Regions from separate parts of the Homo sapiens genome. Here region 1 is linked to region 2. Evidence: read pairs that join two places in POLR2A ChIA-PET (ENCODE). Cell type or tissue: IMR-90. All regions are shown on one strand.

Region 1 (8,000 bases), 280 kb before region 2:
TCATCTTCTTCCTGCCCCCCAAATAATAATGGACATATTACTAACATCCATAGTAGGGATTAGCTTATTAATATTTACGGAGAGAGAAAAAAACTTAAAATTTACTCACTACATTTAGTCAGAAACAACGTGGACTCATCTCGTCTGCCAGATGTTTTAGGAATAGTCCATGAGAAACCCCAATCTTGGCAAATGTGGAATCTCATTCCTCAGCAAGCAGCATAGATTTAGATGCTAGGAACTTGCTAACACAATGGCAGCATTTGCTTACATTCTGAAGTAATCATTCTTAGAATGCACGATTCTGTCTTAAGAGGTCTAAGGAGACTCAATGTCAAGAGAATCTTCGATGTAATCAATACACTCTCTCACGAAACATTTGAGGGGGTTAACAACAAAAGGCATTGAAATATGTTAAAATAATTCAAATATTTTTAAACGACATGAATAAATCACAGCACAGATTCTATCATAAACTGCCACAGTAGGCATTGCACTTGGGATGTTGCCACTCCCTTACTATTGTCAATTATGAATAATAACGAGTCACATTTATAAACGTCACCACTTCCATCACAAGTTTGATAATTTCTTAGTATATAGTATAGGTACACACATAGTATATGCACACACAACATGTATTATCTTAGAAAGAAACCCAGTAGGCATAAGGAACCTCATGTAAATTCAGAACTTATTCATACCTGTAACAACTCCAGGCAATGCATTACATCAGCAAAGTGACAGAACCCAGATCAAGCTCCTACTCATGTATCAGGGTCACAGGCACACAAACTAGATCTCATTTGACAATATAGCTTTTCTGGAAAGGAACCATAATCTTTTATTTTAAACAAAATCATGTTTAAACACACTAAGACAACCAGTGAGACGACCTTGGCCAAGTTATCTAACTTATCTGAACTTCGTTACCATATATTTAAAACAGAAATAATAATTTATCTTGGCCAGGCACGGTGGATCATGCCTGTAATCCCAGCACTTTGGGAGGCCAAGGCTGGTGGATCACCTCAGGTCAGGAATTCGAGACCAGCCTGGCCAACATGGTGAAACCCTGTCTCTACTAAAATTACAAAATATTAGCCAGGCATGGTAGCAGGAGCCTGTAATCCCAGCTCCTTGAGAGGCTGAGGCAGGAGAATTGCTTGAACAAGGAGGCCAAGGTTGCAGTGAGCTGAGATCGCACCACTGCACTCCAGCCTGGGCAACAAGAGCGAGACTCCATATCAAAAAAAAAAAAAAAGTTTATCTCATAGGGTTTGTAAGGGGATGAAACAAGATAGTGTATGTGAAAAGCACCAGGGCCATCATAGGTGTTATTATTGTTGTTATTTGTTAAGGTGAGGAATACTTCTGTACATGAAGTGTCAGCTTCTGATTCACCTGCTTTTTCTATGTCGGATTTTCTTTTGGTGCAGGATACAGTGTCTGAGATGTGGTACTTTGAACTTAGTAAAATTACTCAATCTTATCACTGCCATCCACAACATCTACATTTTGCCATTGTTGTGTTTTAGTCAAAAGCATGTCAGTGGAATTACTGATACGGAAGAAGAAAGAATTAAAGAAGCTGCTGCTTATATAGCCCAGAGGAATCTTCTTGCTAGTGAGGAAGGAATCACAACATCTAAACAGTCCACGGCATCCAAGCAGACCACGGCATCTAAGCAGTCCACGGCATCCAAGCAGTCCACAGCATCCAAGCAGTCCACGGCATCCAGGCAGTCCACGGCATCCAGGCAGTCTGTGGTTTCCAAACAGGCCACATCCGCTCTTCAACAGGAAGAAACTTCTGAAAAGAAGTCAAGGAAAGTTGTGATTCGAGAAAAGGCAGAACGCCTGTCCCTGAGGAAAACAGTAAGAAAAGACAGTTTAAAGTAACTTACAAAGGTGGAAATGCATGTCATAAGGGGTGTGTGTGTGTGTGTGTGTGTGTGTAGATATAGATTGATTTGTTTCTTTTTTTTTTTCCTTTTGAGATGGAGTCTCACTCTGTCCCCCAGGTTGGAGTGCAGTGGCGCAGTCTCAGCTCACTGCAGCCTCCGCCTCCCGGATTCAAGCGATTCTTCTGCCTCAGCCTCCCAAGTAGCTGGGATTACAGGCACGTGCCACCACACCCAGCTAATTTTCGTTGTTGTTTTTTTTTTTCTGGTAGAGGTGGGGTTTCGCCATGTTGGCAAGGCTGGTCTTGAACTCGTGACCTCAAGTGATCCACCCACCTCGGCCTCCCCAAATGTTGGGATTATAGGTGTGAGCCACTGCACCCAGCTGATTTGTTTCAAATGAAGAATATGTGGTCTTTTGGAGAAACAAAACGTAAGAAAACAAGGAGAAAGACATTAAAATATTAATATGTAGGTCAAAGAAAGCAAACAATAGTTTTAAACTCCATGGAATTTTAGGTTTTAAGAAAATTAAAGATTTTAGAGAGCCTTAAGAAATCCACCTTGGAGAAGTAAAATATGATCAGGTGTGGCGGCTCACACCTGTAATCCCAGTTTTGGGAGGCCAAGGCAGGAGAATTACTTGAGGACAGGAGTTCGAGACCAGCCTAGCCAACATGGTGAAACCCCTAAAATCTCTACTAAAAATACAAAAATTAGCCAGGCATGGTGGTGCATGCCTGTAATCCCAGCTACTCGGGAGGCTGAGGCACAAGAATCGCATGAACCTGGGAGGCAGAGGCTGCAGTGATGCAGGTTGCACCAGTGCACTCCAGTCCGGGCCAAAAAAAAAAAAAAAAAAAAGAAAAAGAAATCAAAGATGTTGCTTAAGCTTAGAATGTTAAATGTCAAATAACTACCTCTGTTCTTAAAAGGGAGAAGGGAGTGCATTTTCTCTACAAAAAATTAAGCTTCCAAATGGAAAAATAAAACTTTTGCCTTCTACTTGTTATTTTAGCACCAAAATTCACTTTGATTTATTGGTATTTTGGTAATATGTTTGTTTGCATATTTGTTTTTTCAGTTAGAAGAAACCGAGACATATCATGCCAAGCTGAATGAAGACCATCTTCTCCATGCTCCTGAGTTTATCATTAAACCTCGCTCCCACACGGTTTGGGAGAAGGAGAATGTAAAATTGCATTGCTCCATAGCAGGCTGGCCAGAACCTCGTGTCACGTGGTATGTTATCTTTATGAAAGCTAACAGAATTCATTACACCAAGTTAAGTTCGCCTCTAGTGGAAACACACAGAACAACCATATGCAAGAGTCAATGAAGACATCTACAAGATTGTATAGGTTTTTAAAAGAGTGAAGAAGGGTAGGCATTGAGATGAATTTGTATGCATGGGAAGAAAAAACAGTCTTGCATATATACGCTACATGATAATACTCTATAATCCTATTATACAAATGGATCTTTATTTTATATGAAGTATTGCATTTTAGTCAACATATGTACCAACATACCAAATATATGTCTATAACTCTTACGGATGATAAAAGTTAGGTAAAAATCAGCTTCCAGCAATGAACTTTACACAACATGGCAGGATTTTGTGATCAGAAGCAATGCTGCCTTTTACAAAACTCCCTTTAACTAAAACTCCCATCTCTACCCCTCATGTGAGCTGAGGCCTCAATGTGCCTTTCTTCCTTTCTTTCTTTCTTTTTTTCTTTCTTCTTTCTTTTCTTTTTCTTTCTTTCTCTCTTTTCCTTTTTTCTTTCTTTTTCTTTATCTTCCTCTTTCTTTCCTTCCTTCTTTCTCTTTCTTTCTTTCTCTCTCTCCCTTCCTTCCTTCCTTTCCCTTTCTTTCTTTTCTCTTCTTTCTTTCTCTTTCTTTCTTTCTTTCTTTCTCTTTCTTTCTTTCTCTCTCTCCTTCCTTCCTTCCTTTCCTTCCTTCCTTCTTTCTCTCTTTCTTTCTTCCTTTCTTATTTATTTATTTTTTTTACCAGAGAGCATAAGCAAGTTGCATCAATTTGTTTTCTGACACCAAACAAAAGAAAGAATTGGAAGGCAGATATTACCCAATATGGGGCATGAGATATTTTCTTTCCATAAAGAATAAGCACTCTTTTTCCTCCTTCATAATATATCCTATTGCAATTGTCAATGACTTTTTGATCCCTAACCTGAGAACTTTCCTGTCACATGTCACAAATATCTGCCATAGATGGCAGAAGTATGAAAATAATTGAGCCAATTAAAAAAGATATTTCAGTTTTACTCTCTGGTGCAGGTATTTGCATGCTTTTTTCTTATTTTCAGGAGTGGTGGTAAATGCACCTTAGGTTGCAATATAAACACTACATGAATGTCACTGTCACCCAGAGTGTCTGCGTCCTTCTCCTTTCTTTTCTGTTATTTCTAATGTTGATCAGATGCCTGCCTAGCACTGTGGAGGTAGCTGACAAGATAAACCCAATTAACTCTCTAAGGTTATTCTTTTTTTTTTTCCTTTTTTGAGACAGAGTCCCGCCTTGTCACCCAGGCTGGAATGCAGTGATGTAATCTCAGCTCACTGCAACCTCTGCCTCCTGGGTTCAAGCAATTCTCCTGCCTCAGCCTCCCAAGTAGCTGGGAATACAGGTGCATACCACCACACCTGGCTGATTTTTGTATTTTCAGTAGAGACGGGGTTTTGCCGTGTTGGCCAGGCTGGTCTCGAACTCCTGACCTCAGGTGATTTGCCCACCTCGGCCTCCCAAAGTGCTGGGACTACCGGAGTGAGCCAGCGCTCCTGGCTTCTAAGGTTGTTCTTAAGGAGCACATGGTGAGTTTTTACTTGTAATCTTAATCTGTCTTTGATGATTTTGGATTTACTTACAATTTTTCTATGTATGTAAACTCTTTTCAGGGCTTCTGAGTTTGAAAACCAAAGAATAAAAATCAAAGCTGGCTATGAATTATCAGGGCAAATAATTTATAGATGAGAACTGTGGAAACATATTTCTATAAAAATGAAGTTTAAAAAAATCAATTTACAAGCTTTAAAATGGAAAAGTAAGTTAGCAATCACTCTGCCTTTGCCTGCCCTTCTCTGTGACTATAGAGTTGCACAATTTGGCCTGTTAAAGGGACATTTCTTCTTAAAAAACCAATTACTTCCCACCTCAAAAAAAAAATTCCAAACTTTCCTATAGAAATGCACAAACAATAACAAATTTTTGGCTGCAAGAAATATTAGTAAAAATATTTCTTCTTTCATGAATTAAAATGTATCAATAATAAATGAATAATTAGAGGCCTTTGTTGAATAAATGTGTTTATTACACAGTTTCCTATCTGTGTTTTCCCACTTTAAAAAAATTAGAATTTAAGATGATTATCAAAAGGATACAAAGTAGCTTCTGGGAGATAAACATTCAATTCCTAAGCATTTATTTATTCTGTTAAGTACACAGCAACTGGAATAAAAACCCGGCCACATACCGCTGATGGTGTTATTAAGCAAAAGTGATGTGATTTCACGAAAGCAGAGCTGAACTTCAGAGATTAGACTCCTTACATTGTGCTCTGTTGATCTGGAAAAAAAGTAATTAAAAACAAAAACAAAAAGAATGGAAACTCTCCGGAAAAATAGGAGATGACCAAACTGTCAACCCTTCAAATTCCAGTTAAATTCAAAAATAGAAATACTGTCCATTTCCAGTGATCCTCACTAACAGAGCTAAGAAGCAGTAGAGTTGATCCCCAAACCCTTTACAGGTGGCTTTGAAATATCTGCATCCTTTACATGTGAAGTTTATGTCCTAGGGGCTCATTTCAAACAAAAGGGAAGACACAGAGACAAGCTTCCTCTCCAGAAGTACTGGATGAGCCTCCTCTGGTCCCTGCACCTCCGTTAGTGCTCTTGGAGAGAACAACTCCCTTGAGCCCCGTGCAAAGCATCAGTCCTAGTGACTTCATTCTTTATCGTACATTCTCCCACGAGGGACAGACCAGAGCATTTCACAGTCTCCTTGCCTTGCAAGCTAAGTGGAAAATAAATATTAAAACAAACGAACAACAAGGCTTCAGTGAGCTCTGATCTCGCCACTGCATCCCAGCCTGGGTAACTGAGCTAAAAAAACAAAAAAACAAACAAACAAAAAAAGAACTGGGAGACAACTAGGAAAATAGTTAACTATACTTCTGAGAGCAAGAGTTGCCCTGGGTAAAGCTGAAACTTGGACAATCAGTTAGCAGATAACTGATGACTGGAAATGGCAGTAAACAGGGTCAGGGTCAGGTTTTGTTGGCATGAAGCTGATACAACTTGGAGGGCACTCTTTACAAACTAAATAAATAAATTAGCAGTATAAGTTAGGACATAAGGTCTTGCAGGGATTTGGGTAGTGAGAGACCCTGAAATTTAAGCTTCATTTGCTTCAAGTTAAATCCACCTCTGGGAGTTGACTTCTGGATAGGATTAGTATATATTCCTGGGCATGTTTTTAAAAAGTCATTAACTGGGCTGGGCCAGCTGGCTCACACCTGTAATCCCAGCACTTTGGGAGGCCGAGGTGGGCAGATCACTTGAGGCCAGGAGTTTGAGACCAGCCTGGCCAACATGGAGAAAACGTGTCTCTACTAAAAATACAAAAATTAGCCAGGTGTGTTGGTGCATACCTGTAATCCCAGCTACTCGGGAGGCTGAGGCACAAGAATCACTTGAATCCAGGAAGCAGAGGTTGCAGTGAGCTGAGATGGCACTACTGCACTCCAGCCTGAGCAATAGAGTGTGACCCTGTCTCAAAAAAAAAAAAAAGAGAGAGAACGAAAAATGATTCACTGGAGTGCTAATTGACTTTGCACCACTGGTACAGAGCATGAAATCTTCAATAAGCAGCCTTTCCCTTGAAGACCTGGGAACCCGCAGCCCAAGCAACAACCAAGATTGTTGGTGATAACATTGCTGGCATTTATACCTTTTTGGTATCCAATTGCAGCTTCCTGGGCCTGACACTGAGGAGAAGTACAAAGGGAATATTGAGAATGCCCTTCCTGAATATCAGCAGGTTTATTAAAGGAGTAAATTTGTGATGATGCTTCATATAATCACACTGCCTCCACTCATAGCAGTTATGTCCTTAGCCACATCTTTCAAAGGCACGTGTGGCGGGCCTGTCTCCGGCAGAGCCCTTTCCAAAGAGGGTTTGGCTGGACACCAACCAACCAGTTTCCACTGGACACCTTCACTCATGGGAGTTCCTGAGGCCTAACAAATGATACAAGCACTCAGCAGCCGCTCTCCAACCAATCCCACATTACTAACCAAATCTATTCATGTGGAACCTAGAGGTTACCAGAGAGCACTGAATAAGGGCACACACATCCCTCATTAAAGTCAGGTGCAGAGACAGGATGCAGTACCGTCCTATTCCCAACTCGCTCTGACAGCAGCAGGGAGCCTGTCTAAGCACTGGCCTCGGTAGAAAAGTTAGTTACAGGCCGGGCGTGGTGGCCCACGCCTGTAATCCCAGCACTTTGGGAGGCCGAGTCGGGCGGATGACCTGAGGTCGGGAGTCCGAGACCAGCCTAACCAACATGGAGAGACCCTGTCTCTACTAAAAATACAAAATTAGCCGGGTGTGGTGGAGCATGCCTGTAATCCCAGCTACTGGGGAGGCTGAGGCAGGAGAATCGATGGAACGCGGAAGGCGGAGGTTGCGGTGAGCTGAGATCACGCCACTGCACTCCAGGCAGCCTGGGCAACAAGAGCGAAACTCTGTCTCAAAAAAAAAAAAAAAAAAAAAAAAAAAAAGAAGAAAGAAAAGTTAGTTGCAGAGGATGCTGCTGCACCCCTACCGTGAAGCTGGCCATCCTGCAGGAGGACTCTGTCGACATAGAAGGGAAAATACATATGTAGTGAAAAAAATTAAAGTTTTAAAATTTAATAGGGTACATTTATGTAATAACTTGTATAATAAGAGTCTTTCTGTTTAAAGGGGGAAGAAAAAAGCATTTATGTTTGTTTTTGTTTTATTTGCATAATGAAATTCTGGAAGGATATGGAAGAACCCAAGAAAAGCTATTGACCCTGAGGGGGAGC
Region 2 (8,000 bases):
CCGTCTCCGCGATGACCCCGGTGGAGCCTGGCGGCTGGGGCGGCCTCTCCTCGGGGGGCCGCTGGGGCAGGACGGGCCGTCGCCCAGGGTCCTCTGCGGTTGCGGGGCCGCTGGGCCTCGGCGGGGCGGGCTCGGGCTGCAGCGGCTCCTTCGGGGCCTCTGCGGGCGGCGGGGGCGAGGGCGCCTCTGCCGGGCGTCGGGGAGAAAGAAACACACGGGATTAGGAAACCTCAGCCCTGACTGCCCCGTCAGGGTCCCCTCCATGAGTCCCGGCGAGCGGGGTCCCCGTGAGGACTCTGCGGCCACCCCTGCGACGTCAGGCCAGCGGGACACACGGGCGTCCGCCCGCATCTTCCGAGGACGCCGCGGGCCACCCGGACGCCGCCGGGGACCCCTGCCCGGGGCCGGGGCGTTTCCAGCCTCTCCGGCGCAGACGGCTGCACTTTCCAAACCGGCCTCACTCTTGGCTCCGGCATCAACAATTCCCGATTTCACAGCACGCGGAAACCGCGGGTGCGTCGCAAGTGACTGAAAGGGACCTGAGGCCACCGACCCCCGCACCGTCTCTGAACCACACTCCTGCCGGGGCCCCACGGCCTCTCCCGCGGGCTGCCGAGGGACCCTGCCGGGGGGCCCCAGGGCTGCGCGGAGGCCGTGAGGAGGGCTCAGGCTCCACGAGGGCCGCGGCCACAGCGCCCACGTCGCCAGCGGAAGGGACTTCCAACGGAGGAAGCTCCTGGCGTGCGTCTCCCGGCCCTCTGGGGAAGGCGCCGGAAGCTGCCGCCCTTTCCTCCTTTGAACTCGTTCCCGGAACGAGCCCTCCAGGAAGCCCCTCCCGACCGTCCACGGGACGCCTGACAATACCCGGGCCTGGCTGAGGGACCCGCTCGCCAAGAAACGCCATCCCCGCCGCCCCCGTCAGCCTGGTGCCCACGATGCCCAGAGTTCCAAAGCGCAACACATTTGATTTTTGTTTAGGACCCGACAAAAATCGGCGGCTGCCTCCCGACCTGCCGTCTAGTTTTGTTTTAAAACTCCCTAAGCGGGCCGGGCGCGGTGGCTCACGCCCGTAATCCCAGCACTTTGGGAGGCCGACGCGGCCGGATCACTTGAGCCCCCAAATTCGAGACCAGCCTGACCAAGATGGCGAAACCTCATCTCTTCCAAATATCCAAAAAAAAAAAACAAAAAAACAAAAATTAGCCCGGGGTAGTGGAGCGCACCTGTAATCCCAGCTACTCGGGAGGCTGAGGCAGGAGAATCACTTGAACCCAGGAGGTGGAGGTTGCAGGGAGCCGAGATCGCCCGCTGCACTCCAGCCTCACTAAGCTGGGGAGAAGGGCAGTGGAGGTGGTTGATGGGTTCAAAAATATAGTTAGACAGAGTTAATAAGATCTAGTATCTGATAGCACAACAGGGTGACTGCAGTCAGCAATTATCTTTTGCACATTTTTAAATAAAAGAGTAGAATTGGAATGTCTGTAAAGAAATGGCACATGCTTTGGGTAATAGATACCCTATTACCCCGATTATTATACACTGCATGCCTGTATCAAAATACCTCATGTACCCCATATATATATATATCTACTCTGTACACATAACAACTAAAAATTAAAAAAATAAAACTAAGATAAATATGGCAGATCAAATACATGCCCCCCCCCCGCCCCACCCACAGAGGCAGGTTGCCAGAACACCCTGAGAGAGGCAGTTTCTCCAACAGCCTTTCCTGACCAATGTTCCATGAGAGAAGCCCAAGAGAAAACAATTTGAGTGATTACTCTCTCAGTTTTCCCTGAGGATGATACAGAGCTAATTCCATTCTAGATACAGAGAAGTTAGTTCACGCCATACAATAGAATGGCATCAGGATTTACATCTCTTTAGAACCCTGGTTGAGAAAGGCTGGGTTAGACAGAGAAACTGAGGCAGAGGGATTGAAAAACATGCAGATACCAGCTACAGTGGAAGATAGGAGTAAGATACCAGTCTAAAAACACTAAGCGAAAGTCTGCTCCCTGAATAAGGAGGCTCACAGTCCCCATCCTCTGCTAAGCTCCCAGCCACTTGCTTATACCTCTAGCTGGATATAGGAGGATTCTTCAAATTGACCCTATGATGCCCACAGTCGTGAAACTCTATCTAGTGTCTCCCCATTAAATGTGAACCAAAGTCAAAATCACCTGACATATGAGGAAAGCCGCCTGTGTGAACGACAGGGACCAAAGCAAGCCACACCAACTAAAGAAAAGGAACTCTAAAGAGACAGACACAGTGCAAGAAAATAAACACATCCTACCCTCAGAGAAGTAGAAGATACTGCATCCAAGATGCAAGAATTGATTGCTATACAAAAGGGATAGTCAGAGAATAAGGGTGAGCCTTTGCTGATTAAAAAGGCACTTGCCAAAACCAGAGATTTCCATGAAAGGGTTGGTAGATAAAAATCAAGGAAATCTTTCAGAAGGTAGAACATGATGACGAAATGATGATCAATAGGAAGGAAATCATAAGAAAATTAAAGGGTCAACCTAGGAAGTCCTTCCAGAAAAAAAGAAATCAGAAAAACTGGTATGTAGGGGTAATGGGATGGTAAGGAGAGAATTATCAAATAAACACACAACTTCCCAGAACTGAAGAAAATGAAAGATGCCAGCACAATTACTGAATAAGAGGAATAAACCAAGCCACATTCAGAACACTGAAGATAAAAAGGAGATATTACAAACTTTCAAGGGAAAAAATATAAAAAGTGACTGCAAATCAGGAAGGCATCACCAGGCTTCTCAACAGTATTGGAAACTAGAAGAGAAGGGAACAATGTCATCAAACAATGCTAGAATGTAATTGTCAACCTTGAAATCTGTACCCAGCAAAAATACCCATCAATTACAAGAGTAGAATAAAGATATTTTTAGACAGGCAATATTTAAAAAATTATAAAATGCCATCTCTCACGCACCCTTTCTTAAAAAGGTATTGGGAAATGTGCACTACTGAAACAAGGGAGTAAACCATGAAAAAGCAACAGAGAGTAAAAGAAAGGGGAGAGAGGCTAAAGACTTTTCTAGGATAGTAGTGAAGGCAGGCTCAGATTGAAAGCCTTATTGCAAAAGTCTAGAAAATAACCAGTCCAGGTTAGATCAGAAAGAGCAAGAATTCCAGGAGGGAGGTCAATTTTTAAAAAAAATGGAACTGACAAATGATCTGATACTTTTTATGATGTAGAAAATTGTATTAAGAGGCTGTTGAAGGGTAGGAAGACTCCAAAATAGATACATAGGATATAAGCAACACTACTACCAATTAAGAGAAAAGTAAAAAGGAAAGCAACACAACCTTAGAGAGCTATTGAGCTCAGCATAGCATAGATGTTGCATATTGACTGTAGGATAACTCTGTTGGGAATTGGGAGGAAGGGGGGGTCAATATACAATGTCTAAAGCTGATAAATCAATTTAGAAATACGGAGGTAAGTACCAAAGAAAAGAAACAGCTGGAAGATTTACATGTGGCTGCCTCTGGGGCGTGGGAAGAAGGATGGGGAAGGGAACAGGGGAGCTGGTTTTCATTATGAGCTTCTTAGTGTTATTTTACTTATTTTTATAAAATATAATTGTAGAAGACACTGACGGCCTGTTTCTGCCCTTTCCCCTCTAATCCAAGCACACTTGAGTTGACTCCTCATCTTTCTTTTCTTTCCTCCTCTCTGGACACCGTCTCCCTGGCTCAGAAGCTGGCCTGCCTCCCAGGGCACACGCCTCTGCCTGAGCCCCAGCCCCACCCTCCCTCCTCTTCTTGGATCAGCTCCATCTGACATCACTCCTCTCTCTTCTCAACCTCTCTTTCCTTCCTCCCCACTAGTTTCTTCCTTTTAGCCCAAGCGTATGTCTCTCTATCTAAAACTCAGGGGAAAACAGAATTTTCCTCTGTCCTTCAACCCTCGATAAGTTAGTCAGCAAAGCATCTTAAAATGGCAAAGCACAGGCCACCCAAACTGGCCCTTATTTTCTCCCCTGTCCTCACCAACCCGTCAAATCACCCTTTTCCTCTGAAATCCGCCCTTGTTCTCCCTCATCCAGGCACAGAGTCCTGTTTCACTCTTCCTTCTCCTTTGGTCTCCCCCTCCTGCTCCTTCACACACAAATTTGTTGCTAAGCCCAGCTGATTCTAATTTGGAAATATTGCTTGGATCCTTCATTCACACCTTTTCCAGAATGCTCTTAGAAAGCATTCTAATCATATTATTTTTTGCTCAAAAATCTTCCATTGTTCTCCACTTCTCGTAAAAATCAAACTGACTCTCTCCGGCCTGACGTTCTGAGTCCCCCGCCTCCTTTGGCTGCCATCAGTATGCTCACTGGTACCCAGCTCTCATGTGACTTCCCTGGCTTCGTGCCTTTACCATGTGCACCCCTGAAATGGCCTCTTCCAGCACCCTCACTGAGACAAACGGCACCCACTCCTGAAGTCGCAGTTCAAAACCACCTCTTCCATGAAGCCTTCTTGGATTGGCCCAGCAGGCTTGAACAGTCCTGCCTCTGCACCAGGAAACAACATGAACCTCTGGGGGCTCTTTCTGTGGTTCAGACCTTTCCTCTCTGGCTGACTGATGAGTACTTGAGCATCTTAATTCTCTGCCATCCCCAGGGCCTAGCACAAGGCCTGGTAACTGACATTGAACAATTTAAGTATTGGGTGAATAAAAGAAGGCTCAACCTATCTATGACAGGCGCTATGGGCCATGCACCCTAATTCCTGCCAGCCATTAAGTTGGGAACCCTAATTTTGCCAAAAATAATTGCCATTCTGGGGTCCTAACAAGGCAGTTCTGATACCTATAGGACAGTGATCATTCTGTCTTTTACTATAATCCATTTTAATATATCCATTACACCCTCAACACCCAGACTTGTTACACTAGTGGAAGGCAGAGGAAAAAGAATGAACTAAGATATTCCTTGAGCCAGATATCCTCAGTGGATCTCCTTGGGGAGTCCGTGCATGAGTGCCGTGGATGGCTGAAGGCTCCAAAGCAGCCCGCCACATCATAGCAGAGACAGTCATGAAAAAGCGACGTCTCACTGGGATGGGTGCCCCCAGCCCTGGCCTCTCCTAGCTCTGGCTTAGTCCACAGCATCACGTGGGGTGCCGAACGCACACATTTATGACCAAGTCCTAACAAAGGCTGGATAGCACTCTGCTCATTCTGGAAAGAGACCTCTCCAGCAGCCGACTGCTTTCTGAACTGAACATGTGTTTCTAATTCAAGAACAGACCATTTGAAATGAATTCTTCATAAGAGCCAAGGTTGCTCCTCATGTGTTTTAACTCCTGAGGAATGATAGGGACAGACCAGCCACACTGCACCAGGCCTGCCTGACACTCCGCACGGGTCGGGTAGGGTCACAGCCTCACCATGGGTGAACCTGACGTGTAGGGATTAAAGGCCATTCCCTCTCCTCGAAAGCTCCTATTAAAAGTCAATTTCAAAACCAAACATCAATTTCAACTTTTATTAAAACAAAGACTTTCCTAAGAAAATCCCCAATAATTCATGGGGCTGATGTGCTAAAAACGAGTGTCTTCCCCCTGAACTAACACCCTCGCTCATTACAGGAGTCAGGGGTTGCCTGCTGTCTCCAGGAAGCCCTGCTTTCTGCAAGAGCCCTGAGCAGCTGGGCTGCAGGAGGAGACCTGGGGAAAGGGTTGGCCCTGTTCTTGGCAACTAAGGGGTGTCTTGTCACAGAGAAGAGGCTGTTGGAGAAAGCCTGGCCTTAGCTGTTAGAGCCTGTGGTTGAGACTCGGCTGTGGGAAAGCCACTGAAACCTTGTCCATGCAACGGGCTCAACCTGCAGTGCCCTCCTGTCATCCAGGCAGAAATTGATGCCAATCAGACCAAGCAATGGATGTGGGTGTGCCCTTTTAATGCCCCGCTATTTGTAAAACACTGTGCAAATGTTAAGTGTAATTCATCAGAAGTCCAGTGAAGGTGAAATCTGATCTCCCTGCCATCCAGAAGGTATACCTGCTGACCAAATGCTGAAACTGGAGAAGTATTTTAAAGATGCTGATCAAGACTTCAGACTTTTTTTTAAAAAAAGCATCAAAGTGCTGACATACAGAATGCTAGGCGGATGGATGGAAGATGCTTTCACAGTTGACTGCTCTGCTGAGTGGCAAAGCTCTAGTTCCTGGGAAATAACCCCATACCATCACGGACTGAAGCATGAGAAATGCTGGACTCATCAGAAAATTCAGAGAAACTGTCGCTTGTGGTGCTAAATGGGCCCGGGGTGAGCTTAGATAAAGGGGCTTTTTCGAAGAAACAGTTGGTCTCCCCTGCGGGACAGGAGGGCAGGCCACCAAGGTGGCTCACAAGTAGGCATGTAAAAGTATCCCTGGGGCTGAGAAGGCAAACATGCATTCCCTGGAATAGTTCTACTCCAAGTCGATGTCCATCTCAACACTGCTTTTGAGCTGGGCACTGTGGCTCATGCCTGCAATCCCAGTACATTAGGAGGCTGCAGTGGGAGGATTGCTTGAGGCCAAGAGTTCAAGACCAGCCTTTCAACATAGCCAGACTCTGTCTCGACAAAAAATTTTAAAAAGTAGCTGGGCATGGTAATGTGTGCTTGTAGTTCTGGCTATTCAGGAGGCTGACGCAGGAGGATAGCATGAGCCCAGGAGTTCAAGGCTGTAGTGAGATATAATCACACCACTGTACTCCAGCCTGGGCAACAGAGCAAGACCCTGTCTCAAAAATAAATGAGTAAATAAATAAATGAATGAATGAATGCTGTTTTTGAATTTGGTTTGAATGAAAAAAAAAACCCTCAAGCTTATAAGAGGGAGCACTGTGTTGGTTGTTAAGGCAGAAGGGACCATATTGACACCAAAATAATAAGAATCCAGACATAAGAATGGTGAAACTCGTGGGATAGGGCTAAATATAGAAAATGCGTCTAAATTTCTGCAAAGTACAAACTCGTGGATGTTGAAATATAAATACAGCTTTAGTCATGTGTGCTAAAATCTGTGGCAATACATTTGAGCTGGAAAGTAATTTGCTATCACAGAACCCCGACAGAGAAGGCACTCACTCAGCTGAGCATCAGCAGCTCTTGGAATTTTTAAATTTTTTTTAGAAATTCACAAGCTGGGCCGCGCGCGGTGGCTCACGCCTGTAATCCCAGCACTTTGGGAGGCTGAGGTGGATGGATCACCTGAGGTCAGGAGTTTGAAACCAGCCTGGCCAACATGGTGAAACCCTGTCTCTACTAAAAATACAAAATTAGTGGGTCGTGGTGGTGGGCGCCTGTAATCCCAGCTATTCGGGTGGCTGAGGCAGGAGAATTGCTTGAACCCAGGAGGCAGAGGTTGCAGTGAGCCGAGATTGTGCCACTGCACTCCAGCCTGGGTGACAGAGCAAGACTCCGCTGAAAAAAAATAAAATAGCAAGAAAGAAATTCACAAGCTGTTTCTAAAATTTATATGGAAGCGCATAGGAGGATCTATACTGCTTGATTTTAAGACTCACTATAAAGCTAAATGAGTAAGCCACCAGGAGAGACCTCAAAAACTGGAACAGAATCGAGTCCGTAAGTGGGCTCACACAAAGCTGACTTCTATTGGTGGCGCAGTGTCAGTCAGTGGTTCATTCTGTGTCCTCCCTCCCCCCCACCTCCTCTTTCTTTTTGGGCACAGCTTACCTGGGGTGGGTAGATCCCTCTGCCTCTGGGGTAGCCTTCAATTTCCAGGACTAGAGCTAGCGGTTTTTTTTAGTTATAAATTTAATTACAAATTCCTGGCCCTCACCTCATCCCTGCTGCTGAGCAGCGATCTCCTGAGTGAGCCGAGGAGTTTTTTGTTTTTGTTTTTTTTAAAGATCCCAGAGGCATTTATGCATGCAGCTCTGGGAAAGCTCCATTCTCCGAACACTGCAGCTCTAAGTTCAAGGCTAAGATGCAGTAGAGCAGCTGCGGTTTACACGAACC

Evidence for each region. ChIA-PET counts read pairs that join two places held together with the same protein. Peaks named below come from ENCODE experiments on the same cell type or tissue, not always from the same donor. Only the 100,000 strongest peaks of a DNase experiment are listed, where the experiment ranks them.
Region 1: POLR2A ChIA-PET joins it to region 2 with 21 read pairs; 2 of 35 experiments call an interaction of 5 or more read pairs at or near these places.

What each region holds. Positions count from the first base shown.
Region 1 is chr18:3,182,626-3,190,625 of GRCh38, reverse strand. MYOM1 (myomesin 1) reads left to right here. Exons shown (of 38, transcript NM_003803.4): 4 at 1,539-1,878; 5 at 2,989-3,146. Among named protein-coding and RNA genes, the nearest start is that of MYOM1, 33 kb to the left of the region's middle. In IMR-90, a CTCF peak has its summit at 3,230; no DNase peak of the experiment used is centred here; H3K27me3 peaks cover 180 bases.
Region 2 is chr18:2,898,969-2,906,968 of GRCh38, reverse strand. It overlaps EMILIN2 (elastin microfibril interfacer 2), which reads right to left. Exons shown (of 8, transcript NM_032048.3): 5 at 1-186. Among named protein-coding and RNA genes, the nearest start is that of EMILIN2, 56 kb to the right of the region's middle. RefSeq lists a silencer at 1-684. In IMR-90, a CTCF peak has its summit at 199; a DNase peak (open chromatin) is centred at 3,788; H3K4me3 peaks cover 162 bases; H3K27me3 peaks cover 2,345 bases.